Linked DNA regions of Homo sapiens: region 2 is linked to region 1. Evidence: chromatin loops called from intact Hi-C (ENCODE). Cell type or tissue: chondrocyte. All regions are shown on one strand. Each heading gives the region's core, and the rest is flanking DNA. Links, peaks and the distances in the headings are about the cores only.

The links. Hi-C counts contacts between places; a loop is a spot of excess contacts. Peaks named below come from ENCODE experiments on the same cell type or tissue, not always from the same donor. Only the 100,000 strongest peaks of a DNase experiment are listed, where the experiment ranks them.
Region 2: it touches region 1 in a loop (5-fold over the local background); 3 of 110 quality-filtered maps call a loop at or near these places.

The regions. Positions count from the first base shown.
Region 1 is chr2:223,598,091-223,606,434 of GRCh38, forward strand. It overlaps SCG2 (secretogranin II), which reads right to left and starts at 4,271. Exons shown (of 2, transcript NM_003469.5): 1 at 4,195-4,271; 2 at 1-1,206. The coding sequence starts at 1,192. In chondrocyte, for the core only: CTCF peaks have their summits at 4,454 and 4,655; a DNase peak (open chromatin) is centred at 4,292.
Region 2 is chr2:223,097,108-223,105,451 of GRCh38, forward strand. The region is part of intron 1 of LOC124907986 (a long non-coding RNA gene); the gene reads left to right. LOC105373905 (a long non-coding RNA gene) reads right to left here. Exons shown (of 3, transcript XR_923950.4): 3 at 8,197-8,278. Among named protein-coding and RNA genes, the nearest start is that of KCNE4, 49 kb to the left of the region's middle. In chondrocyte, for the core only: CTCF peaks have their summits at 3,315, 4,825 (motif pointing left) and 5,026; a DNase peak (open chromatin) is centred at 3,083.

The DNA of each region.
Region 1 (8,344 bases), core at 331-8,330:
CAGCCTCTGAGATGTCATCTAGGTCAACAGGAAGGTCAAGCTCCCGCTCCGGTTCCACTGATCCATTCGGCTTCTCCCCAGTTTTGAGCATCTCAATTAAGTCTTCTGGGGGTATCTGTAAATTCCTTGAGATTTCAATCAGCTGATAAATAGACTGAGAATCAAGAGGTTTCTCAAAAAGCCTGGTGGCCCTTTCCCCATTTTGCCCATTCTGTAACCTCCCACTTCCTGCAGCATTTACTAACCTTTTCAAATAGGCAATTACTTTGGAGACATCATCTGAGAGTTGGTCTTTACTCTCTTTCCGAAGATCTTCTTCCTGGATGCCAAGCTGCCCTGAGCGTTTCATCTCATCGTTGATTTGTTCATTTTTTTCTATATTCTCTTTGCTGTCTCTCACCTCTTCCTGGGTTTGACTCTCTATTTTCTCCTCTACTGGGTTCCAGTCTTCTCCCCCGACCACATCTTCATAGGCAATGTTATTAGCCTTGTAGATATCATCTTCATCATCCGTATAAAGTTTTTGCTCCTCATCCATCCTCTCACGTTTCTGGTTGTTTGGTCCTGTCAGTTTCCCCAGCTCTTGGAAGACAGATTCCAATGTAGCAAGGCTTTGAGGAGTATATTGTTCCTCCACTATTTCATTTGTGCGTTTAAAGGGGTTATCCCTGGAATTCTCTTCATACATAGGAGGGAATTGCATGTGCTTAAGCTTTCTTTCTGGCCACTGCTGTGTCTCATAATCATCACTCATGTCCATTGGAAAGTTCTTTTCTGAATTCAAGGCATAGGGCTTATTTTCTTTTGGTGCAGACTGAGGCTCATTTTCAGCCTGTCTCAAAGCTTCGAGTATTATTCTCATCCAGTCTTCTTCACTCAGTGAATCCCTCTCGGGCAAGTGGCTTTCATCGCCATTTTCTTTTTGCTGAAGGGGGACAGAGACACCTTGGTAGGGATTATAATCTGGGCTGCTTTCTTCCTTATGAGCTTGTTGTCGGAGGTTTTCTATGTACTCCAAAGCCCTGATCATTTCAGGACTGGGAAACTTTTGGACATTTTCCAACCTGAGGTCTGGTTCTTTCTGAAGCAGCTGGTTTCTCTGAAATGAAGCTGCTTCAGCCCCAGAGATGAGGAAAATTAAAGGGATAAGAGACAGGGCTGCTCCAAGCCAGTGGGTCTTTGCTTCAGCCATGTTTGAAAGATTTCCTTAAAACATAAAAAATATGAGTTACACAAATGAAACAAACTAGAAGACACTATAGCAAAAGAAATAATTGATCATTGAGGTGAGGAAAAAACATAGTAGATATTATTTCACATTAAGCTTAGGATAACTCTTTTTAAAAATTCATGAATATTTTCCACATGATTCCCACAAGCAAACCACAGGAATCTTTAGCAAAATTATTACTCATTCACCAAAAACTTGCATAGCATTCTCTTAGTTAAAACAACAGCAAAAACACTGATATGAGATTTCTTAAATTTTATTTTTTCATTTACAGAACTTGTAGTTTGATGTTTAGTACATGTTGTTTCTCTATAATAAAGCAGCAAATACTTCCCAAGATGTTTTAATTATTTTATATATTGAAGTCTATTGGCAAAATAATGTGTTGGCTTAATTTAAAACATGCATTTACACATACGCGCCCACAAATTATGTCCTTAAAGTTGTGTCAAAAAACATGTGGTTTATTTCCTGAAATGTCCATCTAATTTTGTTGCTGAAACACAGCTGCAGTTACATGACCATATATGACAAAGTAATACTTTTATATGTCAATCATACCGAATTACCTTCTGGGGAGTCCTATCCAGATATATTTTTCAGAAATAACTTGTTCTCAATCTGATACCGAATCCAATGATCCATAAATAACCTCCAGAACACGGGTCTTCTCAGATTCCAGCCAGTAGACTAAACCAATGAAGTTTCTTTTTGTGTGAACGTGCTAAACCAATAAAGTGTTTTAAAATCTCTTTGCTTCATATTTCTTCTAATAATTTATATTATGACTGTCTTGCAAAATGCAATTGTGGTTATACTTTTCATCAGCCCTTCAGAGTGTATAGTAAATAATAACAGATGCTACAGAGAGAACATAAGTTTTTTTAGCTAGTCTATTTCTGAACTTGTGAGTGTTCAGATTCAGTTTGTCTTCTGTCTGTGTCTATTTTGGTATGGACCTGTGAAATCTTAAATCACTCATACTGTTTAGAAAAATCTTAAAATAACCACTATGTAAATCCCAATTCAAATAAACACAGATGATGTGCTGAATTCTTCCTACTTAAAAATCTCCATTCATTATTTCCTCCGATGCCTTAAAATCTTACATAGGAATTAGGAAGAGGATTAGTTTTTATGTGTTTTACATTTAATATTGCTAACATTGAAAAAACTATTTTAATATTGGCTATTTTGTTGTAAACAAAATGAATGTAAGAGGAGTTTACAAGTTTGTTCATATCTTTACCAGATCATGGTTTTGTGATAGATAAGCTAAGTTATATGTATACAATTTTCTGTTAGCTTAGACATCAATTGTAGAAAATACCATTGTTCACAAGATCATATTGATGATTTTGTTTCCAGTTTTTTAGAGCCCAATAATGGCTTAGTTATGAAAACATTTTAGCATACGTATATACCTATTTAAATGATTCACGTTTACCAGAGTACTTAATTTATTGAAAGAAACATCTTGAAAGGCATTTGAGAGGATACTTCCAAAATATTTATTATAAATACATGTTTACTATAAGTAATTTTATTCATAAAATAATGAGGTTCAAATAAAAATACATTATGCACTCTTGTTTATATTATTTCAGGATTAATGTAGCTTTGGTAATCAACTTTCAACATTGGCATTTGAAATAATAATCTTAAAAACCTTACTGAACTTATTTTTTTTGAAGCCACAATACTGAAATAGTCTTAACATGTGGATTATATGCTCATCTTTAAAATCATTATCTTGGAACTGCACTTTGCTGTAAAGTTGAAGCAGACTACTCATTGCAGTTGTTTAAACCACAGCCTAAGAAGTGCTACCCTTTGCTTAACTATTCAGCTTCAGTTTGAATGACATAGTTATTGCCTTTGAGTGAGACCCAAAGGATTCTTTTCCCAGGTAGCAGCTCTTTCAAGTAGTAAAGATGTTTCAACAGCTCTACTATTCTATATGGGGTTTGATTTAAAATTGAATTTTCTGAAATCCAAATAATTAGAACATTATTTTTCCCCTGATAGCTATCATTAAAATCTCTCAAGTTAAAATGTCTTTTCTGTTGAATTCAGGCTAGAGCATTGACACATGCAGGTGACTATATGTAATTTAAGCAATTCAACTAGTTGGGATACAGAAAAAATGAAATACTTGTCCCAGACAAAATCTTTAGCAACATATTGAACATCCTCTTTAAATCAAATTATAGCAATAACAATAACAATTTACAAAGTTATGAGTATTTTCATCATGTATTCAAAATGATCATTTCTCTGTAATTCATGGTCACAGCCAAATTACAACCCAAGATAATATTTTGCCCTGGAAAAAGGAAGAATCCAGTGTTCAGGAAAATCCTAAGTTAACATCTTAGAACTAAAATTAGGAGATAATAATGTAAGCTCTTTCAAATATACAAGTTCAGAAAAGAATTTTATGTGGTTAGTTAATTCAGAGCTCTTGTAAGATAAATATCAAAGAAAAAAAACCTAGTTCCAAAATGGGTTGCCTTTATGACTAACATGCTTGACAGCCTTTGTATCATTGGAAACCTACTGTTAAGAATATTAAACATATAAATTATACCCCTGGCTTCGTATCTGGCTCTTAGTGGCAGAAATAATAAATTTTGGAAAGAAACAAGATATTGGGCTTGGTTAACTTTACATTAATCTGTGTATTGACACTAAAATCCTTAACTTTTTCACTCTTTTTTATATGATTATCTAAGTAACATTCTGGTTAGTAAATATCCAACATCAAGTAGTATAAAGCATAGACCCGATCATGTATATACACATATGTAGTGTCCTTACATTGGCTGATGAGCAGCAGGTTGCTATTCAGTTATCCTATCGACATAAGCTTGCCAAACAGTCTTTTTCTTCTCAGCTAGGAATTAAAAGAAGAGCATGCAATTTGGAACTTTCCAATAAATCAAAGAGAAAAGCAGCCTTACCTCTTTTTGTTTATATGGCAGAGGAGCTCCACAGCATATTCCTCCCCGTTCTCCGGGCGAGCTTCTCGGGCCGTTTCAGCACACGGACAGCTCCTCTGCTTATAGGGAGCCGCTGCGCCTGACTCCGCACTGCCACACTGACGTCACCGGGTTCAGCCACAAACCCCAGCACAAGCGAGGTTTTTCAAAGAACCAAGAGAAAATAATCACTTTATATTTAAAAAAAAAAAAAAAGAAAGAAAGAAAAGAAAAGAAAAAAAAGTTGCATGCTTACGCCACCTGTCTTTTTGTGGCAAAAATTGCAGTTTTCCTTTTTCTTTTATCAAAATCTTTGAGACGGAATAAACTGCTCTGCACGATTTCTCTTACAAAGAAAGAAATGTGTGTCAGACAGACATGGCTAATTGCAAGACAATCTCATCTATGTTCTAGCAACTTGTTATAATAGTTTCTTGGTGTCACTGTTGTAATTGTTGTCGTCGTTGTAAGAAAGTTTTACAGACAAGGATTATTTTTTCATCTTTGCCCACAAAGAAATTACATTACCATTTCCTGTTATAACCAAGATGAATGGAGGACACATTATAAATATGAAAGGCCATATTTCTTATCATGACCACAGCCATCATTCTTTTAAAATCATATTTATTTGAATAAAACAGAGAGTTCTCTCTCTTTTATATGAGAGCCAACTTTAATAGCTTATATAGTTTTTTAAATGGGTATTTATCAGACTTCAAGCTTAGTAGCTAATAATTCTTTATATCTCTGTTACTGTCTTTCACAATATCTGATCTCAGAAAGGGAAGCTCAGAAGTTGAGTGCTGATGAAAATACTTTCATCTACTTAAAAAAAAAGTCTTTTCACTGTTTGGGAAAAATGTGACACATACGTAACTAGAATTCATTTGCAATCGAAAGGAAGTTGTACTATAAATATTTCCCTTCTCCTGTTGAATCAGATGAGTTGAATACCTTCCATGAATGTGAACAATCCAGGGAATAATACAGCAATTAACTTTCAACCTCTCAGATTTATAATTCATAATCATTCCTCTGCCTTACCAGATAACCTGATTATATATTTCAATAATTTATATGGATATAAATTTTAAACTTTATTTTATTAAAGATATGAGTTTCTAAAAACTGTATATGTTGACATATACTTTAAGAATGCAACAGAATCTTGCCATATAAGAGATCCCATGTGTTTCTGCTAAATGAACAATCAGCCACTGACTCAATAAATTGTAATACCTACTAGGTGCCAGATACATTGCTAAATGCACAATTGTTAACTAATACAAAAATAAGTGATTTTTTTGCCTTTGATGAGCCTTTCAGCTAATGGGGATGACATGCAAATAAACACATAATTTTCATATAAATTGGAAAGCATCAATAGAGAGGTTAGCTAGCAGTGTTTGGACCATTTGGATAGCCAATGGGTTCAACCTAGAAATTCAGGGGGAAACAATGTCCTGGAATAAAAGGCCTAAGCTGAGATTTCTCACTATCAGGTTTTCTTACAAGGATTTCTAACTATGTTAGTACTTTTGAATTCCTCGAAAAAATAGGAAATGGCTTAAAGTCTTACAGAAAAAATCTTGGAAAAATGTGCCTCGATTCTCCCTATTTGGTTTTCCTAAACGACTAGGAGATCATCATTTGTGGATTGATATGAATTCATATACACTCAGACTGGGGTTATATGTCCAATTCATCCAACAAATTTTGCCTCATAGTGGTTTTTTAGGGCATGATCAAATGCTGGGTTGAAGAGACCTAAATATGACCCATTTCTCAAGCATCATCTCAATGACACCAGCTCATTCACTGACATCCTTAGCTAAGATTGCCTTAAATCTTAACAAAGCCCTGGCTAGCTGCTCCAAGTTTGACCTAATTTTCTGTCCAGCAGTTCTGTGTGACCAGTTCAACTAACCAGTATCAACGCAGCTTTAGAAAACTCTGCAATTATTCTTAAAATGTTGAGTTTGTTCAGCATAGGTCTCAAAAGCCCTCCAGAAAGTCATCCTGACTAGGCTAATTCATTTATGTGGAACTAAACTTTTTGGCAAGAACCAGAAGCTACGGTTCTTCTAAAGCCCCAGAGTCAACATCTTGCCTGGAAATATCTTCAATCATCCAAAAGACATGCAAAACCTCATTCAAAATCTCCAAGTAGATGTGAGATGCCAGGAGGCTGTTGCTGGGATGGATTGGCTCCACTAGGCTCAAGATGTGGGTAGAACAATAAGCCATTGTGGGCTATTGAATTTCTGCCTATCTTATGAGACTATGATAAATACCTCTCACTTACTGAGTTCTGTTATGATCCAAGCACTGTACTTGGAACCTAATTTAATCCTCCGGACAACTATAACAAGTAGGTATTTTTATCTCCATTTTACAGATGAAGAAACTAAAGCTCAGAAATAAGTAAGTTGCCCACTATTTTGACTTATAATTGGTAGAGCTAGAATTTGTATTTAAGTCCATTCTATGATATTTCTACAATAAAAACTATGATTCAGACACTGCTAGAGATGGAAATACAGAAATAAATATGGGATGGATTTAATCATTAAAGACCCAAGTCCAGAATTTAGTTTCTTTGACAAAAACCCCCAGTTGTCCAGTTGCTTTTCCTGGTCTAAGAAAAGCAAAGGCATAGGCCGGGACTTCTATTTGGGGCAGCACCAATGGAAAGCAAGAATAAACATTAGATCACAGCCTTGATGCTATGGGGCATACATCTTCCAAATAAGAGAACAGTTGCTGAATTAGGAAAATTCTATTCACCAGCCTGTTTTTTCAAAATCAAACTCCCCAAACATATTTTTTAACTTTCAAGTTCAGGGGTACATGTGCAGGTTTGTTACATAGGTAAACTTCTGTCATGGAAGTTTGTTGTACAGATTATTTCATCACCCAGGTATTAAGCCTACTACCCATTAGTTATTTTTCCTGATCCTCTCCCTCCTCCCACCATCCACACTCTGATAGGCTGTGTCGTTCCCCTCTTTGTGTTCATGTATTCTCATCATTTAGCTCCCACTTACAAGTGAGAACATATGGTATTTTGTTTTCTCTTCCTGCATTAGTTTTTTAAAGATAATGGCCTCCGCCTCTATCCATGTCCCTGCAAAGGACATGATCTCATTCTTTTTTTGGCTGCATAGTATTCTATGATGTATATGTGCCACATTTTCTTTATCCAGTCTGTAATTGATGGGCATTTAGGTTGATTCCACATCTTTGCTATTGTGAATAGTGCTGCAATGAACATACACATGCATGTGTCTTTATAATAGAACAATTTGTATTCCTTTGGGTATATAACCAATAATGGAATTGCTGGGTTGAATGGTAGTTTACATCTTTGAGGAATCACCACACTGTCTTCCACAATGGCTGAACTAATTTACACTCCCACCAACAGTGTATAAGCATTCCTTTTTCTCCATAACATTGCCAACATCAATTTTTTTTGTTTTTATAGATTTTTCAATGTGTTATATTTAACATATTTCCAAAAGTCACTAATTTTTTGCCAGTAGTTATTTGTTCTAAAGGGAGCTATTTCTCAAATAGAAATGTATTTGGAGAAGAATTTAAAATGATATATATATATATATATATATACACACACGTATATGTACACACACATATATATATATCAATAGTTTGTTGACATAAAATATTTTAGAGCATGTATAAAACATTAAAATAACCTATAAATCTTTGTATCACTGAACCTGTTTCAAGGAATTATTTAAGCATGCCTTACAAAATTTTAATTTTCTTGTTAGATCTAAATTGCCAACTATCATCACCGCCAAGAAACGAATCTCTATATTGTGAACGTTTTCAGAATAATTATGTACTATGTATGAAAATGGATTTTTAGAAAATTAGCTTGCATCCTCACCAGGGTGCTGTTAATTTCAAGTTAATCATTCACAATTTAACGTTAAGTAATTAGAACAGATGAGTTTGTTTTTATGACCGGATTTTCTTAAATCTTGGTCATTTTATTCTTTGTTATTCAATTTCATATTTTATCTAGACAAGATTTTGATTTCTATCATTCATACAAGCAATCCTCTACCTTAGTAATCTTTTCATTTGAAACTTCTCGCTC
Region 2 (8,344 bases), core at 332-8,331, 500 kb before region 1:
CAAACATCACCAAGACTAAGACACATAACAATCTCTTTTACTACTTAATCGCTCTTTATAAGGCCATAAAACTTTTCTTTGTATATACTTTTTTGGGTTATATTTTCTTTGATCTCTTTACATAGTAATACTTTTATAATATGATCCATAAAAATAATAGAAAGAGAATTCAGTCTGTCTTCTTTTATGGTTCACCAATTTTTATTTTTATTTTAAATCATATTTACTAATTTTACTATACCTTATGAAAACTACATCTTGTATTCACAATTTTGCACGGCTGATTGTTATAAGAATTTTCTAAAGACTAGCTTCTGAGACCATACATTTCAAAACTCCTTATTCTGGATACGCACTTACCTCCAGTGCGGGTGGCTTGAGACATGTTCATGTTGCCCTATGACCTCTTGCCTTGTACATTCATATCATGCTGGTTGGTGGGGATTCAGATTACCCCTGTAAATGTCGAAGGGTACAGCCACCCTGGTTTTGGCACTAAAAGCATGTTCTACAGAAAGAAAAGCTGATAAATTCTCAACTTCTCAAAATTAAAACCTTTGCCCTGTAAATTCCATGTGAAGAGGATGAAAAGACATAGACAGAGAATATACTTGCAAAGCATGCATCTGATAAGGGATTGGCATCAAGAACATAGAAGTAACTCTCAAAACTCAACAGTAAAAAACTTTAATTTAAAAATCAACAAGAAACATAATAGACATCTCACTGAAGAAAATAGACAGATGGCAAATAAGCACTTAGAAAGATATTCAACATAATTGGCTATTAGGGAAATACAAATTAACACTGCAATGACATATCGCTATATGTCTATAAGAATGGCTGAAATAAAGAATAGTGACAACACCAAAAATGATGGTGAGGATGCAGAGGAACTGGCACACTCACACATTGCTGGTGGGAATGCCAAAGGGTACAGACACTCTGGAAAACAGCTTGGCAGGTTGTTTTTTCTTTTCTGAAAAAAACCAGAACATGTGGCTACCGTACAACCCAACAATTGCAGCCTTTTATATTTATCCCAGAGAAATGAAAACATGTGTTCACACAAAAGCCAGCACGTGAATGTTTGTAGCAGCTGGAACGAGCTCAGATGCCCCTCAATAGGTCTATGACTAAATAAACGGTGCTACATCCACACCATGGAACTCTACTCAGCTATGAAAAAGAATAAACTATTGATACGCACAACTTGAGTGAATGTCATGGGAATTATGCTGAAAAAAAGCCAATACCCAAAGATTACATACTGTATGGTTTCATTTATATAACATTTTTGAAGTGACAAAATTTTAGAGATGAAGAGCATATTAATGGTTGCCTGGGGTTAAGGAGAGGGGAAGCTAGGGGGAGGGAATCCGGTGTTGTTCTAGAGGGTGGCGTGGTGTTAGATTGTGCAGCAAGTTGGCTGTGGTAATAGGTACACCTCTCTACACGGGTGACAAAAATTGATGGCACTCAACACACACGCACACACACACACACACACAAAGTAAAACTGGAAAATCTCAATGTAAATGAATTTGGTCAAAATTAATATCTGGTTGTGATATTGAGCGATTGTTTTGCAACATGTTATCACTAGGGAAGCTGGAAAAGTGCACAAGGAATCTCTGTATATTTCTTACAACTACTATTATCTCAATAAAAATTCCAATTAAAAAGAACTTAAAAATACTTCTGAAAGTTATTTCTACTCTACAGCAGTTAACAATAACAACTACATACAAAAGTGACTATAAAGTACATGCATATATTATTGCTAAACCGAAACCAGTGTATTACTAAATCTATTTTTCCTTAGCCAAATCCCAAAATTTCTTTGGCTACTCCAGTGCTATCCAATGTGAAGGGAAGTGTGACAGAGGAAACATTGGAGTGGAGAGGAAATAATCAATGGTATTAACACATTGGGGTTAAATTAGCTTACCTCTGCAAATGTTACAACAATCTACCACCATGTGAATACATTGCTAGATCCTCCCTGCATGAGTGGGTGAGGGGCTCCGAAGCTTAATTAAGCCCCATAGTTTCCCTGAGTCTGTGCCTGAACTAGGCCCAACAGGGGTCTCAATGACTGAGTTCATCGGCCTCTCCTGTGATTCTTGGTGTCTGGGTTGGGCTGGCCATTGGGTAGTTTGAAACAAGGCTGCTAATCTTTAAGTTTTTCAAATTAAGTTTTTTGTTTGTTTATTTTGAACTCACAAAAATTAAAGAATGTGGCAGAGGCATATGAAATGGTATGAGAGGTTTGCTGTAAAACCCTTTGCTTTCATTTGGACTTTGGAATAAGGGGGTTTCATTAGAGAGCCCTTTTTAGGGAGCTTATCTTCAGAAGAAACTAGGACACTGATGAGGAGGCAGTTTTACCTGTAAGGTGGTTCAGCTTTTTGAACTCCAAGGACAATGCCATTCAAGAGCTTGACAAAGCAGTGGGCAAACTCCTTGTGCACTTCTCCCGTGACTCTCTTCTTCCTTCCCTGGGATAAGGCATGGTTTATCTGGCTGCTGGGATGGGAAAAGGCGATCATGCCATCCATCATGCTCAGACCTTTGGATTCTTTCCTTCAGAGCCACCTGCCCACTTGCCTCCTCTTATCCCTTCTCCTTACAGAAAGTTCACCAAGGCAGATCTGTGCCTTACAGGGTGAGAGCAAGGGCAGCCAAGTCCCCAGCTGTCCCGCCCCTCCCTGGGTCAGGAGGCTTAGCTAGGTGGAGGATGAGGAGAAGGGACTTTCTTTTGCCTTTGGGCTTAAGCTATGACATCAAATCCTGCTTTATCAATGATAAAGCCAAAACTTGGACTATGATCTTATTCTTCTTTCTACCTCTCAATTGGTTCAGATCTTGTAGGGTTGAGAAATGTGGTGAAATGAAAGCTTAAACACACGAAACTTACATTTATCTACATGTGTAATGTTCCAGACACATCGTCTTGTGAAATGCCCTCGAGAGCCTTCTAGGCACATTTAGGTGCATCACCGGCATAAGCACCCGCTCTGGCTCTGGACACACAGTGACCACAGCACTAGTCTACAGAGAGGAACATTTTTTTTCATTTCAGTACTGTACATTCCTCCAAGAGTTTTTGAAGCAGCTGGCCTCACGCCCAGTAGTTCTGGGGGAATCATTTGGCCACTCAGTCCCAGTCTCCCTCCCAAACATGTGGCAGTCAAGGAGAATATTCCTTTTATGATCTCAAGTCAGCTTAGAGTAAAACCAGTCCAGTTTGTAACAGAGGAGGCTGTGGACATAGCAAATAAATCACCAGTAGAGCAGAGAGGTGGCTCCACCTCCCCATGCCCTGGTAAGCTCCTGGCTATGCTTCCTAACTGGGAAGGAGATAGCAGACCAGCTAAGCACTGGAGCATCTGCCTCAGGTGACTTCCCCACCCCCACTCCCAATCCAGCTTGGTGTAGGATTTTCACATTCTCTCCTCTTTATTTCTTTTTCCTCCCCCTAGTCTCATTTGCTTTGGGAAAGACATTTATAAATACAGCTGGGAGCCTCATTTTGCCAATGAATTTTACTTGCCTGAGAAGAAAGCAAAGTCTAAAGTTAGCTTCTGAATCTTGCAATGACAAATTGGTTATTGATACCAACACCATGTTGGTATTGGTGGAATACCATGAGGACACTGGACCGATGCCAGTGACACAGATCGGGCAGGCGAGCTCTTGTTGCTCTGGTCAAGCTGCTGGCTCTGCCCCAGATGTGCCACTATCATCACATTTGAGTGGCATCTCCTTGGCTTGTGAAAGATTCATCCTCTGTGCATCAACAGACTGGTATTCCCAGAAGAGGAAACCAGATTTCGGTTCATGATGTGGTAGAAAGAGCACTAGTCCAAACTCAGCGGGCCTGTTTCTAGTTCTGACCTTGTCACTTGCTGAAAAGCTTCAGTTAAGTCACTTTTCAACAGTGCCTCAGTTTCCCTTATCTATATAATGAGCAATCAGAGCAAGTGCATCTCTATTTCCTTTCCAGCCCTCACTGTCTAGAGTTTATCAGTGCTCTAGCTTATAAAGTGGAAGGAAACAGAACTTACTGGGCAGTTTCTTCATGCTGGGCCTTGAAGCAGAGACTTGATACTGTTCTCATTTAATCTTCAGAAAGTATTATTCCAGTTTTACAGAGGCAGTAACTGAGGCTCAGCGAGATTAAGAGACTTGTGCAATATCACACAACTGATCTACTGGTGAGCACACATTTTGTTACAAGTGTCAGGAAATCCAGCTTAACCTGGGTTAAGCAAAAAAGAGAACAAGGAGTTTGAAGATGTGACCAGGAACTGGCTTCTTCTCTCCACCTATCAGCTCTGTTTCCTTTGTGCTGGTTTCATTGTCAGATTTCCAGTGCTAACCATGTGGCTGCAGCAACTCCAGCCCTCACATCACCTGGGGCTGACCAACTGCTCTAGTTTGCCCAGGAGTTAGGGGGTTCCCCAGACATGGGACTTTCAGTTTTAAAGCCAACAAAGTCCCAGTCAAACTGTGACAAGTTGGTCTCCAGCATCAGCTACAGATTCAAATCCAGCAGGAAATAGCATGCTTTTTCGAGTAGCTCTTGCAAAATATTCTGACTTGCTCAGACCTGACTGCTTTATACCAGGATCTCTCCCAGAAACAGTCCCTGTGGCCGGTTCGATGCAGGTGTGCTGATTGGCTTAGGCTTGGGGAGAGCCCTGCCCAGACCATATGCTTGGTGGGGGAGGGGAAGAGCCCTAAAAGAAAGCAGAGGCTGTGGTCAATAAGGAGTGTAGGATCCTGTGGAGGTGAGTGGGAATGACACCCTCTGCTGGTAAGTGGCAGGATCAAGTTTCAAACCCCAGTCTCCTTACTGTGAACCACAGGGAGATGAATTTCCAAAAGATGCTGCGATTCCTTGCCAGGTATGGTCAAGACAGAATGCCCAGCTGAGTTAGAGACTGGTGATTCTGATGCAAGAACTTTAGGAGTTCTTGGCTTTGTGGCCTTTGAATAGAGAACAGATACATTCCCTGGCCCCTACTGCACTGCAGGATTTAGGAAGGTGGTGGACACCATGTGCATGGCGGTGCCTGGCTGATTCTCACCATGTGAGCCTGTCAGCTACATCCTGCAGCACCCTGTTTGATGCCAGTGGCAGAGCCACGCCTACTCCCTGTGGAAATACAGTTTCCGCACAGGCTGAAGGACATCTGTCTGAGAGATTGACATTAAAAAAACATTAAAAGGTGCCTTCTGTGTGGTACCAGTTTAGAGTGACCTGGCTGCTAATACTGTCTTTTATTAAAGCTTCCAACAACAGTTACTGGAGAGCTACTAGGCTAAAAGGAAAGATTATTTTTGGCTCTCATACTTCCTGTTTGAGGAGAAAATGGTGTTCCAGAAAGACTTACAAAGACTGAGAAACTGCTAACATAATGACATTGAAGACGGGAGAGAAATTTCACACTGAAATTTTTATTTCAAGTGAGAGAAAAAGTGTGAAAATTATTTTGAGGGTGATGATAGAAACATGTTGCAATCAGGAAACAGAAATATGTTCTACTTAAAAAGGCCTAATGTTAGAGGTGTATCGGATGGTTTTCGTGCCAAGTTTATCTTCCTGCATATGAAAAATTTTAGAAGTGTTACTAACAGGAATGACTCTACAGCAGAATGATTATTCAAAAATTGCCTTGTATTTAAACCTCCACAAAGATAGATTAAGATGAACTTCAGTTGACATCTGTTGTTTTTTCCTGCACAGCATCAGTCTCTCTTTCTCTGCTAATGGCACTTTGATTTCATCTTAAGGAATTAACCTTAGCTTTACCTTTTCTCAATCTGTGTAGTTTTGGTTGGCTTGAACTCCAAGGTTGAGTGCATGGTCAAAGCTTGGCCATTGTCAAAAGGCAAAATTACAACATGTTTACTTTAAAAATCTTAATTGGTTTTTATTTGTGATTCTAGCACTGGGGGCAACACATCATCTTATAAAATAGAATTAGTGTTCTGATGAGCTGAGCAGAGGAGGTTGGCTTTACAGACAGAAAAGGGGTGAAGAAAAGCAGAAACAGGTATCAAAAAGAGGACTGGTTGTTTCAAAGTTACTTCCCTTGTAGGGTTAAAGCAGAGCGAACTTCCTTATTACACTGACTCAGGTTGACTAGAATCTCCAATTGTTTTTTTTTTTAGTTGAAAACCAGCCCATTTCAAAGTTCGTTTTTCTTACGTGGCAGTTAGCACAAGTGACTCCATTCTGGTTTCGTCTGGTCTGCTGGGGCCTAGTGAAGAAGACTAATCCAAAACAATCACCTTCCATAAACTTTAACCCCATTTCGTCACTGTAATTGGTTCATGTTATGTGATCCAACTTAGGCTAATAAAGATCAGTGCCGAGATTTTTGCTTGACTACAGAAGAAAAGATACTCAGTTTTTGTTGTAATTGCTAAGCTGGTAGAATAAAAGGCCGTCGATGCTAGTGACCACCTTTGCCTAGACCAAAGGCAACATGGTAGAGCCCACGATGTTGAGAAATGACACTTTGACAATATTGCTTGAATACCTGGACCTGGCTGTGCCCGAAGTGATGGATTTCTCAACTCTATGAGCTTAAGCCAGTTTGATTTGGTCTTGGGTCACCTGCAAATGCAAATCCTAACTAATAGATGATGAGAGTATTGTAACTAACCACATAATTCATTTGGAACTCAGTTGTCCAACAGCTTCACCTACGTGGAGCAAAGAAAACTGGGAACTGAGTACAAGGGAACTCTGAAGAAACAAAGTGTCACATAATATATGCTGAAGATTCTGAGATGGACTCAGAAGCACGTCTTTTATTTAGAGTTGTGTGTAAAGTAAGAGTCAAATGCCCTCAGTAGTTTTGCTATTTGGTTTTCAAACCCGCAGCAGATAGGGAGTGTTATAAGGCAAGAAGTAGCCACACCAAGCAGGACCCAGAAGTGAGGAGCAATGAGGCAGTCTAACATGGGCAGAATCAGAGAAGCCACAAGGATTCCAAATCTATAACAGTCCAAGTCATTCAGCTTGAGGCCAAAAAGAACCTGTATCATGTGACTGTTGTTGGTAAGCCCTGTATCATCAGGAAAAGACTGCATGCTGGTCCACTGTTTGCTGTTTTAAAAGGTATGGAAGTACATAACACATTCTAGAAAGTGTTCCAAGTGTCTTAATTTACAAAAAACAAGTTTTGGTTGTAAAAGGGGTAAATTTCATTAAATGGAAGAGCTCTCCACCAAGTTCAATTTCCTGAGGGTAATGGAAGTGTAGAAATGCTTTTATATTGATTTAGAAGCAATGGTTTCTGAGGCCTTTTACGGTTTACCACTAAGTGAGGCAGCCTGTGGTTCTTGATTTTTCTCTGCTTCAGTGGAACCACAAATTGGTTTTGCTGCGGGTGGTGAGGGAGAGAGGGACAGACCAACATGATGATGAAACCCGCGGAGGTCAATCTAACTGCATCTCAGAAGGGACGTGACACGGTGCCACCTCTTTGAGCATTTGTTCTAGGTGGAATATTTCTGTGTGATAGATAATCTCTTTCAAATCTAAGAATCTATAATTACATGCTTGGTTTAAGTGGTTATTTTTTTCATTTAGTTTTAAGTAGTCTCCCATGGAATACAACTATTTTCTCAGATTCGCTTTTTCAGAATGCAAGAGTCATCTCAGGTGTAGATAATGACTTATCTTTCCAGAATCCCTGGGTTAGCCTGGGTTGTGGCCAAGAGAGCTGCCTAGTACAATTCCTGCTTCTCCTTCCATGGATTAGGGCTTTCTTAGGAAATGGCAGTCCAGCCAGGGACCACATTCCTTGGCTCCCCTTTTATCCAGCAGTGACCACATGATTAATTCTCACCAAGGGAACATGAGCAGATGTGATGTGTGTGGATTCTAAGTCATATTTTTGAGAAGCGTGTGTGCCTTCTTCATGATTTCTCCTCCAGTTAGATACAGAGGAGTCTGGTGGAGTCACAAGTTGGAAGACATCTTGTTCTGGAGTTGCCACTTAGAGAAAAGACACCCTCTAACCAGTAATGCCTTCTTCAGACTGTTAGGTAGACGGTCAACAGGTGGTTTCGGGTGGTCCACAGATACAGTGTTAACATTTACTTGCACAGATTATTTCCTTTTTAGTTGTTTCACATTCTTTGATAGTGTCATTCCTTCTGCTGCACTAGATTTTAATACCTCTGTAATATAGTCTTTCCTTTAAATAAAAAAAGATAGCAGGTCTCAGAGTCTTCTGGTAGCAACGCTGTCTTGCTAGGATTAAAAAATATTGATTTGTTTTCATTATACTTATTTTAGCATTCATCTTTTATTTATGGC